Linked DNA regions of Homo sapiens: regions 1 and 2 are each linked to region 3. The links are chromatin contacts, found by Hi-C or POLR2A ChIA-PET in ENCODE. All regions are on one chromosome and are shown on one strand. The core of a region is the stretch at or near the end of the contact, and the rest is flanking DNA. Distances in the headings are between cores, read along the strand shown. Region 1 has its middle 49 kb from the start of NTPCR. Region 2 overlaps LOC101927711 (a long non-coding RNA gene). Region 3 overlaps PCNX2 (pecanex 2).

Region 1 (4,074 bases), core at 1,241-3,740, 210 kb after region 3:
TCCTCCCTTTGGAATTCAGGCAGAACTGACCAGCATTATCATTAAAAGATATCTTAAGACTGACAAAACAGACTCTTTGTGGCAATAAGATACCAAATTCCAACCTAACTCTAGCATAACATCATATAACACAGAACAGGCCCTGAAAGAAATCACAGTATTTTACCCCAAAATACATTTCTTTGACATATTTTGCAATGGCCCTGCAAAGCTGTCTCTTGTGAAGAAAATGTGCATTCTGTAGAGAATCTCTTTCCCTTTCCAGGTCTTTTCCCTGATCCAGGAAAGAGTTAACCAAGAGTCTGGCCCCTTTTAGATCTGATAAGAGCACTGAAGCCTGCTACCTGGAGGCTTCATCATAAGAACCTTGATCTCCACACCCTCTTATCTTAACCCAGACACTCCTTTCTATTGCTTCCAGATTTTTAGATAATAACTTAACTCTTCCAACCAATTGCGAATCAGAAAATCTTTAAATCCATCTATGACCAGGAAGTCTCCCCTGCCCCCCGACCCCCTTCCCATTTCGAGCCAATGTACACCTTATATGTACTGATTGATGTTTGCCTGTAACTTCGGTTCTCTTAAATGGTACAATCAAGCTGTAAACCAACCACCTTGGGTACATGTTCTCAGGACCTCCTGGGGCTGTGTCATGGGTCATGGTCCTCACATTTGGCTCAGAATAAATCTCTTCAAATATTTTACAGAGTTTGACTCTTTACACTGGTACCCCAGCATTTTAAGGACCCTTTCCAGAAGTTTCCCACTACTCTTGTTGTAGCCCATTGGCTGAAATGCAATCATATAACCACACTAAGCTGTATGGGACAGGAGAGAATTAACTCTGGGTGAAACTGCCATTGCAAAATTATATCTGAGAAGGTGAAAAAGAGATCTGACCTAACCAACTCCATCTTGCTTCTAACCTCCAAGGTGCCCTTATTCATTCCTGGGTGTAGACTCAACTAACTTTGGGAGGAATTTAGTTTATAGTTTATAGCGTAAAACAAAGAAGATAACAGCCCTTTCCCAAAACAAACTCCCTTCTTGGCTCGGGACTAAACTGCCTTTGTAGAACTAACAAATTAGCCAAAAGATTATGGTTTAGGACTCATGCAGCTGGAGACTACAAGATTCTGACCCTTCTCAAATTGTTCCTGGGGATAACATCACTATTGTAAAGCCTCAGATCAGTGCTTGAGATACTTTGCAGATCCTGCACTTGGGGGATCAGCTGGCACCACCCAGGTCAATAAACGGGCTCATCTGATCTTGTGGGACCCTCCCAGGAACTGACTCAGTGTAAGACAGCTTCGACTACCTATGATTTCATCTCTGACCTGACCAGTCAGCACTCCTTACCCACTGGTTGCCCCCTACCCACCAAGTTATTCTTGAAACCGCCAATCCCCGAATGCTCAGGGAGACTGATATGAGTAATAATAAAACTCCCGTCTCCCATACAGCCAGCTCTGTGTGAATTACTCTGTCTCTATGCAATTCATCTGTCTTGATAAATCGGCTATGTCCAGGCAGTGGGCAAAGTGAGCCCGTTGGGCGGTTACATGGGTAGCCATATAGGCCAGGCTAAAATAGACAAGGACAGCTAGCAGGCTCAGCCTTCCCTCCTTGCTGAGGAATCACTGAGACCTCAAGCAAGAAGTGAGAAAGTCCAGTCCAGTCCTTTCAAGATCCTATTTCTCCTCAACCCGGGCCTGTGTCCCAGTGAATCTTCTCTGTGTTCTCTGGGACAAACCTGTCCCTGCAAGTAGGCACTGAAATGATATTTTCCTATATTTTCCAGAGAGAGGGGTGTGGGGGCTGTGGTATTTTTAAGTGACATGTTGCAGCCCCTACTTCACCATTAGAGGCATGCAGATTATAATGGATGGGCTGAGCTGGCTTGAAGGACCCTAGGAAGGGCAGACGCTGGTGACTTCTATTCCTAAATTAGCAGTGTAAAGTCAGTGCAATCCTGCCATTTAAGAGGATTTGCCTTTCTCGGTGCATCTCCCTAAAGTGAAAGCTGCAGGTGCTTATTATCAGGACTTGGCTTCCTGCTTTCGTTCTGTGCATTCTTTCTCTTTGCATAGTTTTAACAGTTGAGAAAGTGACATGGCCTGCTCTGGCATTTGACAGAAAGAGAGCAGATTCTAGGTCAGAGCACTTGAAAACGGCTCTCCCACTTTGCTGAAGCCTTGGGCTGTGACACTTGGCTGGCCCATACAATGAAATATGCCTTAACATCCTGTGAGTTTGATCTTCAATTAGTACCTGTGCATTATGTATCAATTATATGACCTCCTCCTAGCCCTCCCTTAGCTTTCTAGAATTAGCAGGGCAGACCTGGAATTCCACAGGGAACTAAAAAGGACACTGTCGCAAATAAGGAAATAGATCAAATTTCTAAGTTTAGCAGCGACTTCGCCTTCACACAGAGATTCCCAGAACGCCAAGCCTCGGTGCCAGTTTCTGCGGCCCGTGTCCTCTCCTTTGAAGTTCATGTACTACGCATAGCAAGGCTGGCAGCTCACACTATTTGTAGATGGGTGATAGAAACATTACCTATCCCTGCTTCCTTCTTGCTTTCCAACCACGAAATGGGGTGGGCTAGACCTCAGGGAGGCAGCTCCAGGAACTTCACCCCTGGCTCAGTTTCCAGAAATAATTGTAGTGAGCGCCCTAACCCCTCAGGGGCTGCATTCTAAATGGCTCCTAATATGCATGCCTGGGGCACAGATTCAGTCTCCTCCAGGCTGGAGGGGAGTGGAGAGTTCTGAATCCTAGCTCCTGTAAATTGATGTTAAGTTCTGTAAGAAAACCCTTTTTCCTCTCTATAATTTTTACCGGGCAAAGGAAAAACGCCCTAGTCATTCCATAAAGCCTAGATTTCCCCAAGAGATTTAAACTCTGTTTTGTTTGTTTGTTTGTTTTTCAGAGCACAGTTATTATGCTGCTGCATTTCTGTATAGAAATGCCTCACGGATCTATTTCTTGCATTTCCCAGGCTTATATGTTGATTCCCTGAAAACCATATCAAACAACTTTTACTTCAGCTCTTGCCACCAGAATTATTTCTTGGTATGTTAATCAGATTTTCTGAACCCTAAATCACGGCTCATTATCTAATGCATGTTCAGAAAATAAATGACTTAAATTATGACCGACCTTGAAAATCTGGTACATTTAGTTGACAAGTCCCTAGGTCCAGCTAGCCAAGTCCGTGTTTTTGGGTCGTCTGCCCTGTGGCATGAATAATAGCAACATTTATGTGCTTTCTATGTTCCAGGTACTGGGCTAAATGCTTCAAAGACACTCCTCAAAAGGGCTTTGACAGAAATGTTGTTCCTGGCTTGGGAGATGCAGTGCAGAATGGCTTTTCACATGCCATGGCCCATTCCCTTGCCTTCCTCCACCATAATGGAGGAGCAAGGAGAACAGCCTTCCCATCCTTCCTTGCAGCTGGGGATGACCATGTGACAGATTCTGACCAATGAGATACAAGCTGAAGTTTCTTCTCCTCTGGAGAAAATAACAAAGCCTTATTCAGAAGGATTGGTCTTGTCTGCCTTCTACCTGCCTGGAACTCAGACACAAAGCCCAGAGGAGCAGCATGAGGAAGAAAGTTCTTTAGAAAAGGAATTTAGAAAGAACCTGAGTCCTTGATCTCTCTCCTGAGCCATTCCACCAGCCCTGGACTTTAGACCCCCAGACACCTGGTTGTGTGAGATGAATATCATCCTTTTTAGTTAAGTTTGGTAGTTGAATGCTCCGTAACTTACAGCCATGTACTAGCAAATGCATAGCTCTTTGTCATGTAAGTGTCACAGGATCCTTCGGGCGTTGCCTTTCCAACCAGATACCTCTGTGGCCTTTACCCAAGTTTTGCTAGGGCCCACTGGACTCATTCTGCCCACTTAGCTTGGCAGGCTGCACCCAGCTCATGCTACCAGCCCAGATGCCATGCCTGCCAAGGGTGAGCCAGGTGGTGTGGTGCTGCAAGGGGTGTGTGAGTAAATGATCACAGGGTCTGGCCACTGTGCACAGCCAGGCACGTTGGCTGCGGCAGGG
Region 2 (3,904 bases), core at 810-3,309, 240 kb after region 3:
AGAATCTTCGTATCTAGCTCAGGGATTGTAAACACACCAATCAGCGCCCTGACAAAACAGGCCACTGGGCTCTACCAGTCAGCAGGATGTGGGTGGGGCCAGATAAGAGAATAAAAGCAGGCTGCCCGAGCCGGCATTGGCAACCCGCTCGGGTCCCCTTATACAATGTGGAAGCTTTGTTCTTTCGCTCTTTGCAATAAATCTTGCTACTGCTCGCTCTTTGGGTCCACGCTGCTTTTATGAGCTGTAACACTCACTGTGAAGATCTGCAGCTTCACTCCTGAGCCCAGTGAGACCACGAGCCCACCGGGAGGAACGAACAACTCCAGACACGCTGCCTTAAGAGCTGTAACACTCACCGCGAAGGTCTGCAGCTTCACTCCTGAGCCAGCGAGACCACGAAGCCACCAGAAGGAAGAAACTCCGAACACATCTGAACATCAGAAGGGACAGACTCCAGACGCGCCACCTTAAGAGCTGTTAACACTCACCGCGAGGGTCCGCGGCTTCATTCTTGAAGTCAGTGAGACCAAGAACCCACCAATTCCGGACACAGAAAGACATATGTCCTCTTTTAAGGCATTTCAATTGATTAAAATCCACCCAAGATAATCTCCCTAATTTAAAGTCAACTGATTAAGGACTTTATTTATATCTGTGAAGTCTCTTCACAGAAGCACCTAGGAGAAAGTGCGTGCATGCTACAGAATGCCTGCGTCTTCCCTTCCACCCTTTATGAGAGAGTATCTGGTATAGCCCACCCCTCTCACATACTGGGAAATTCTGGGGAATGTACCCTAGCCTAGCTGAATTGACAAACCACAAAGCCATCATAACAGCATAACACACACACACACACACACACACACACACACACACACACACCACAATGAAATAAGAAATAGCATAGGCAATGAGACAACCAAATAAATGGAGGCTAGAATAGATGAATATGTATGTGCACACATGTGCATTTGTGATCTAGTTTCCTCTGGCCCTTGATGGACCAGCGGTCCCCTCAGTCTGTGACTGAGATGAAGGACAGAAAGAAGTACTGCTGCTCTGGTCAGTCTCAAAAGACAAAAGATGCCCCCTGAATTCCAGCTTGACCATATGAGATCCTTGCTTCTAGGTAGCAGATGGTTGTCATTTTGTACAACAACAATCAATAAAATATATAGTCAACTATGTTGAAAATGTCCACAATGGTCCCACTGGGCATGGTCTGACCAACCAAGCATGAATTTTTTAAGAAAACTGAGTCTCTTTTTGGTTAGAGCATGTTCACTTTGGGCCAGGGGCAGTGGCTCATGCCTGTAATCCCAGCACTTTGGGAGGCCGAGGCGGGTGGATCACGAGGTCAGGAGTTCAAGACCAGCCTGGCCAAGATGGTGAAACCCCATCTCTACTAAAAATACCAAAATTAGCCAGGCATGATGGCAGGTGCCTATAATCCCAGCTACTCAGGAGGCTGAGGCAGAGAATTGCTTGAACCCGGGAGGCGGAGATTGCAGTAAGCCGAGATTGCACCACAGCACTCCAGCCTGGGCAACAGAGAGAGACTCTGTCTCAAAAAAAAGAAGAAAAAGAGCATGTTCACCTTGATTTTTCTGTCAGGCCAGGATTGGACTGTTTTTCTTCTGTTAATAGGACTCTGCTGTTGATACCAAGCGTTGTTGAAACTCAGCTCATGCTGAAACTCACATCTAAAGACCAACACTGGCTTTCAGGTATTTCATAGAGCATGGCTCCTATTGTGTGATTGAACACCACTGCATTCTTTGAATGAGTAATTCTATCAGGTCATGGATCTCAAATAAAACAGCCAAAAAAGGTGGGGGGTAGAGGAAAGAAACCATGGCTTCTTGGGATAATTATTTCTTTGCACGCATTGAGTATTCTTAGTGAGAAAGTGTGGTGGTCATTACTGCTATGCCTACTCTCGAGTTTTTGAAGCTCACCCTAACCTAATTAAGTGTCTGTTTGCCCTTAGGCCCGGCATGTTCACTAGATGAGGCAACAGCTGCAACACTGCCAGAAACCACGGGAAGGGCGAAATATTTGCTGGTTGCTGCTATTTGAAGCCTTGCCAGAATCAACAATGATGGTCTTAGGCATTATCAGCTCATTTTAAAAATGTATCCTGACAGATGCTGGTATGCTCCTCCTGAGAGGCACACATCAGTTCTCATGGCCCCCAAAGCAGTGGGATGGGGTTGTTCAAAAGTTCAAGTGGGAGAAGGTGTTGGAAACTGATCTATTCCAACTCAGTTAAACAGGGAAGTGTGGAGAGGTTGCATGTTTGGTCTTATTTGGGTAAAGTAGACAAAGCAATGCCCTCGGCCTTCAGTGTACACAGGTGACACCTGTAAGAATTCATTTAAATGCAGGTTTCTAGGGCACACCCAGAGATTTTGACTTAAGTTTTGGGGGACATAGGAACATACTTTTTTGTTTTTTTGAGACGGGGTCTCACTCTGTTGCCAACATCTGCCTTCCGGGTTCAAGTGATTCTCCTGCCTCAGCCTCCTGAGTAGCTAGGACTACAGGCGTGCGCCAGCTAATTTTTGTATTTTTAGTAGAGACGGGGTTTCTCCATGTTGTCCAGCATGGTCTCGATCTCTTGACCTCAGGATCCGCCTGCCTTGGCCTCCCAAAGTGCTGGGATTACAGGCGTGAGCCACTGCGCCCAGCCAGAATATACATTTTTATAAGTGTTTTACAATGTGATTCCAATGAAGGTGGTTTTAAGAGGCACTAGTGTAAAGAAGAGAGTTTAGAATCTTGAACAGAATCTCAAAAAGCTGTTTTAATTTTATATATAGTTTTAAAATTTAGCAAGAGGGGGCAGAACCCATTGAAGCAAGCTATAAAATCTCATTGAAAGGCACAAAACCAGAGCCAAAATGAACTGGGAAGTTTACCTCGTGCCCAATGGGAGAACTTACCATTGAAAAACAATCTCCCTTAATGAATTTGTATTTTGAAGGTAATCTCAATCGGAATGCCAATGCATTTGGTGTTTTCTGGAACTAGTTTGGAGGGGTGGGGAACATGCCTTACCAGATAAAACTATAATAACCCTAATCAAAATAGTAAGGGGTTGACAAAGAAATGGATGATTAGATCAATGAACTAGAACAGAAAGACAAGAAAGAATACCAAGAATATATAATCAATGTGACATTATTTGCAGTGAGAAAAAAGATGTTTAATTGTTTATCTGTCAGGAATAAAATACAGTAGATTTCAATTTCACTCCATGTGCAAAAACAAACCTAAGATAAATGAAAGATCTAAATGCAGCAATTGACCAATAAAAGTATCAGAAAATGTAGGCAAATATTTGTATAACCCTGGGATGAGTAAAACATTCTTACACATGACAGGAAATTCAAGATTTATAAAGAAAATATAGGACATATATAACTATATGAATTTAAAATATTCTGTATAATGAAAGATATCATAGATAATGCCAGAAATCAAATAGTAGGAAAAATTATTGAACACACATATGGCAACCAAACAGTTAATATTCTTCATAGTCAAAGCCTTCTAAATATTGATGCAAAAAGGACAAATAATGCAATAAAAAATTGGCAAACTTTAAAAAACTACTAGGTAAAATTTAAAATTTGTAATAATGTCTGTCACTGTTAAGGTTGTAGAAAAAATTAGTACCTGCTTACGTTGGTGAAGGAGGTACAAACTTTGGCTTCTTGGCAGTATTTGTGTATGTTATAGAAATAACAGTGCCAAAAGACAAAAGGAAAAGAGCTAGATGCTTATTGCAACTTTATATATTGAGTTTCAAGAAAGAAAGAGGGAATAGGGGGACAGGGAAGAAAGTGAGAACTACAAATAAAATCTTAAGCCGCTCAACCAACTGGACAGACCCTCT
Region 3 (3,856 bases), core at 1,138-3,637:
TTTGATAATGATATCACTGCTCCTGTTTTTGGTTGATATTTGCATAATACACATTTTCTCATACTTTTACTTTCAAACTGTTCATATCATTACATAGACAGCATATAGTTGAGTTATGGTTGTTATTCCATTCTGCCAATATTTGTCTTTAGTATATTTAGACCATTTCATTTAATGTAATCATTGATATGGTAGTGTTTATGTTTGTCTTTTTTGTTGTTATAGTTTTCAGTTTGTTTTTTCTCTATCTTCTTTCTTTTTGCCATGGATTATTTGAACTACATTTTCCACTAGAACTCTCATACATCTCCTGTATGATAATTCCAACATCTATGTTATATATGACTCTGATTCTGAGGCTTGCTGGCCCTTTAGTTCTCTAAACTACATTTTTTCCTGCCTTTTGCTATGCCCTTAATCTATTGTTCAAAGTTGAACCTGTTGTATCAGGTGACAGGAACTGAGGTAAGAAAGCATTTAATTTGAGAATTTATGTTACTCTAAGAGTTAGGCCATGTTTAACGTTGCTTTAGCCTTTAGCTGTGGGTCTCAGAGGCTTTAGATTTTTCTAGTGTCCTTGTTTTTGTCTCATCTTGACTTTCGGTTTCCCTTAAAGCTTCTCTTCGGAAACGGTTTATGTCTTGTAGCGCTATTATCTGGGATCTAGTGTTATTATATTGAGTTCCTGTTGGTGTGCTGGTAAGGTGTGGGGTAGGGGGAGCATTCTATTATCTTCCAATTAAATCTGTTTTTAATTGGGCCTGTGTCTCCGGGCTGTAACCTTCACAAATGTTTCCAAAGTGGTAAACTTTTTTTTTTTAATGCCCTCGACTTCCTTCCCTGGTTGTAGTAGTCTCAATCTATTTCCCTGAAGCCCTGACACCCAATGACTATGTTTCTTCCTCCCTTCCTCTTTCCAGTGAGATAAACTGGAGTAAACTGGTAGGGAAGGAAGTTCTTTCTCCCACGTGGGATCGGCTCCTGTGCAGTGCTGTGCTCTGGAGGATAAGCCTGTGTGTTTTGCATTGTTTAATCTTCCCCACCTTCTACCAGAGCCGTGAGGGGATGTTTCTTGATCTTCACCATGAGAACCTAGTGGGGTTTCTGGAAGTAAAACCCCTGAAAGTGTAGGCCCTTCCCTAAGACCGTGGTGCCTGTGAGTTTCTTAATCTCATGGTAGGCCACCCTCAGCCTGTATAACTTCATGAAAATTATCATTTAAATGTTCCTAGGAGTTTATGGCCACAGCACCTTTTGCCCCACAGAAGCTAATCTGCATTGTGACTTTCTGGATGCGCCTGTCGCTCCGTAGTCCAGAGTTTTCTGTGACCGCTGCAATATCAGTGATCTGATGGGTTGAGACGAGCCATCAGTTTTCTGTTTATCCAGCTTCTTCTTCTTGTAAAAATAACTTCCAAGCTTTTTACATGCCACAGCAGAAACCAAACGTCTCTGAAGTCTTTCTTTCAAATCACAAGCCATATTTTGTACCTTCTCTGCCCAAAACCCTGTAATGACTCACCACTTCATACAGAGTAAAAGGCAAACCCATGACACTGGCCCAGCACCAACTGGTCTCCGTTCTTGCTCTGACCTCCTCTTCTGTTCTTCCTCATGCCCAACCCAGGTAGACTTGCAGTTCCTCCACTATGCCAGATGTGCTGCCACTGGAGACTCCACGCTCTGTTTCCTTTGTCTTTAAATGTTCCTCCCTTGATATCCACTGGACTCGATCCTTTTTTGAGCCTTTGCTCAGATCTCACCTTTTCAGTCAGGTTTGCCCTGACCCACCCAGTTTCATATTGTAATTTTACCCTACTTCACCGTTCACCCCAGGTTTCCAATCCTTTCACCCTTTTAAGTACTTGCACTACTTTTTACCTTTTTGTCATAGCCGTCATCATCTTATAACACACTTTATAATTGTTTATTATATTATTGTATCTCCCACTATTATTAAGTTCCTTGAAGGAAAAGATCTTTGTCTCTTTTGGTTACTGATAGAACCCCAATTTGCAGAACACAGTCAGGCACAGAGTAGATATGAAATAAAACTCCGGAATGTTGAATATTGCTCTCTTACAATGACTGTTCATTAGCATATCCTAAGTCACTTACAGAGGCTGACTTGAACTCAGTGCTATTCGAGTCTGCACAGGCTCAGGAGTAAAGACTGGTTTGCAGAAGTTCCATGCAGCCACTGCATAGGCAAAACACATTTTCTGGGCTTTCAGGGATACATTTGCACTCTCAGCTGCCACCCAGGATGGTTCAGGGAAAGAATTTCACAAGCTCTGCACTATGCCTGAAAACAAAGAACACACACCTCTAGTGCGTCTGTGTTCCCAGGAAGACCGGAAATGCCTCAGTGGTGAGACCACTGCTGTATTTCTTTCTTTCCTACCTTACACAACATCTTACAAGAGGCAGGCTCGTAATAATTACTCAGCACATATTGACTGAATTCATTTGAGAGCTTCCGAGATGGAAAACTGTTTTTTTGAGAAATAAACTCTTAGCTTGGATGCAGGGGTTGGGTGGCGTTTTATTATTCTAGAGAGATGCTGACTCATAGTGGTGGGGGAAGGGAGTACGGGGAGAAGCAAGGCTTTTAGACTGAGCCTATGGATTACTTAGATTTCCTCCTCTGGCTTCTCAAGGTGTATGTTTTGATTTTCTTGGCTTCTTATGAATCTTGTTCAGCTGTCTAGCTGCTGCCTGCTGTCCTGTTCACAGTGGGGAGTTAGCACAGGGCCAGTAGAGCTGTGAGTTTGTTGCTCTGTGCTGTCTAGTCATCAGAATCCCTCTTGCAAAACCAGGAAGAATAAACCACAATCTGCTTCTAGCTGTAAATCTACCCTGGTGATGACAAGCTGATGTCACCCAACTGGCCAGCTCACTGCGTTGTGACCACAGCCTGTGGCTGCATTCTTAGTGTTGTATTGTGTAATTGCAGGAAAGTGCCTGCACAGAACCTACACATCCCTTAAAGATTTACAGCCTAACACATCCACTTTCTTGTCTTCTCCTCCCTAGGACGGCACCCACACACAAAGAGGATGATTTCCCTTAACTCAAACCATGCAAGTTACTGCAGTTCATCTCATGGGAGGGGCTGAAATACACGCTAGTAACTCCTCTGCCCTTCAGCCTTCAAAGTAAGAGTCAGCTTTTTCTCCCCATTTGGGACATCAAGCCTAGCATGTAAGACTTAAAATTTTTTTCTTCATTTTTGCTTAATTCTCATGCCAAAGTATACTATAATAAATATGTGAATTTAGTTATATTGTTCAAAGATCTACACAGACACATTCATCCCGCTAACACATCAAAGAAGTATTTACGAACGCCCATCTTTTTAAAAAGTTTGCAGCATTCTCTGCTGAAAGAGAGAATTCTCACTGGTTAAATGTTGCAGTCCCTCTGGGCAGTGATGTGCCTTCATTAATAGAGAGAATTGAAGAGCCAGAGCTGGTAAATCTTCTAAGGAGCAGGGAAGTAAGGTGTGCTTAAGGCACAAAGGCTACTTGAGTGGCTTCAGGAATTCAAGACAGGTGACAACTCTAGACTCACTTGCTGAAAGAATTTTGAAAACCTTGCTCATTCAGCACCTAGGAGTGCCCTCTGAAAGGCCCTCCTTAAAGTGCTTCCAGAATAGAGAACTCAATCTGGTGAAGCGCCAGGGAAGCCTTTTCCTTGCAAGGCTGACCACTGGCATGTGCCTTCCTGTGCTGGCTGTAGGCATCTTGTTTTATAGGATGTACATTTGGAACCTGCAGATTTCAATTCTATACCAGGTGCTCATATTTAGGACAAGATCTTCAAGGTCACAGATTTTCCCATTCTTTCTTTCCTT

The links. A loop is a pair of places that touch in the nucleus more often than their neighbours do. ChIA-PET counts read pairs that join two places held with the same protein, here RNA polymerase II (POLR2A). Pooled maps may share reads with other maps.
Region 1: a pooled map shows a loop between it and region 3 (2.4-fold over the local background). The contact joins two enhancer-like sites. A Hi-C loop is called at or near these places in 1 of 168 maps with a recorded cell type or tissue (IMR-90) and 3 of 50 pooled maps. POLR2A ChIA-PET finds 5 or more read pairs at or near these places in 2 of 52 experiments (AG04450 and Panc1).
Region 2: a loop to region 3 is called in a map of mammary epithelial cell, with 10 times the contacts of the local background. The contact joins two enhancer-like sites. A Hi-C loop is called at or near these places in 1 of 168 maps with a recorded cell type or tissue (mammary epithelial cell) and 3 of 50 pooled maps. POLR2A ChIA-PET finds 5 or more read pairs at or near these places in 4 of 52 experiments (A549, AG04450, SK-N-SH and 1 more).

Annotation. Positions count from the first base shown.
Region 1 is chr1:232,899,432-232,903,505 of GRCh38, reverse strand. It overlaps a transcript of LOC101927711 not described here. Among named protein-coding and RNA genes, the nearest start is that of NTPCR, 49 kb to the left of the region's middle. Within about 2 kb of position 2,490, at least 6 of the 41 ENCODE cell types and tissues checked have a DNase peak (open chromatin) inside an H3K27ac peak, as active enhancers do.
Region 2 is chr1:232,867,271-232,871,174 of GRCh38, reverse strand. The region is part of intron 4 of LOC101927711 (a long non-coding RNA gene); the gene reads right to left. Among named protein-coding and RNA genes, the nearest start is that of MAP10, 64 kb to the right of the region's middle. Within about 2 kb of position 2,059, at least 4 of the 41 ENCODE cell types and tissues checked have a DNase peak (open chromatin) inside an H3K27ac peak, as active enhancers do.
Region 3 is chr1:233,112,147-233,116,002 of GRCh38, reverse strand. The region is part of intron 21 of PCNX2 (pecanex 2); the gene reads left to right. Among named protein-coding and RNA genes, the nearest start is that of NTPCR, 160 kb to the right of the region's middle. RefSeq lists an enhancer at 202-1,401. Within about 2 kb of position 2,387, at least 28 of the 41 ENCODE cell types and tissues checked have a DNase peak (open chromatin) inside an H3K27ac peak, as active enhancers do.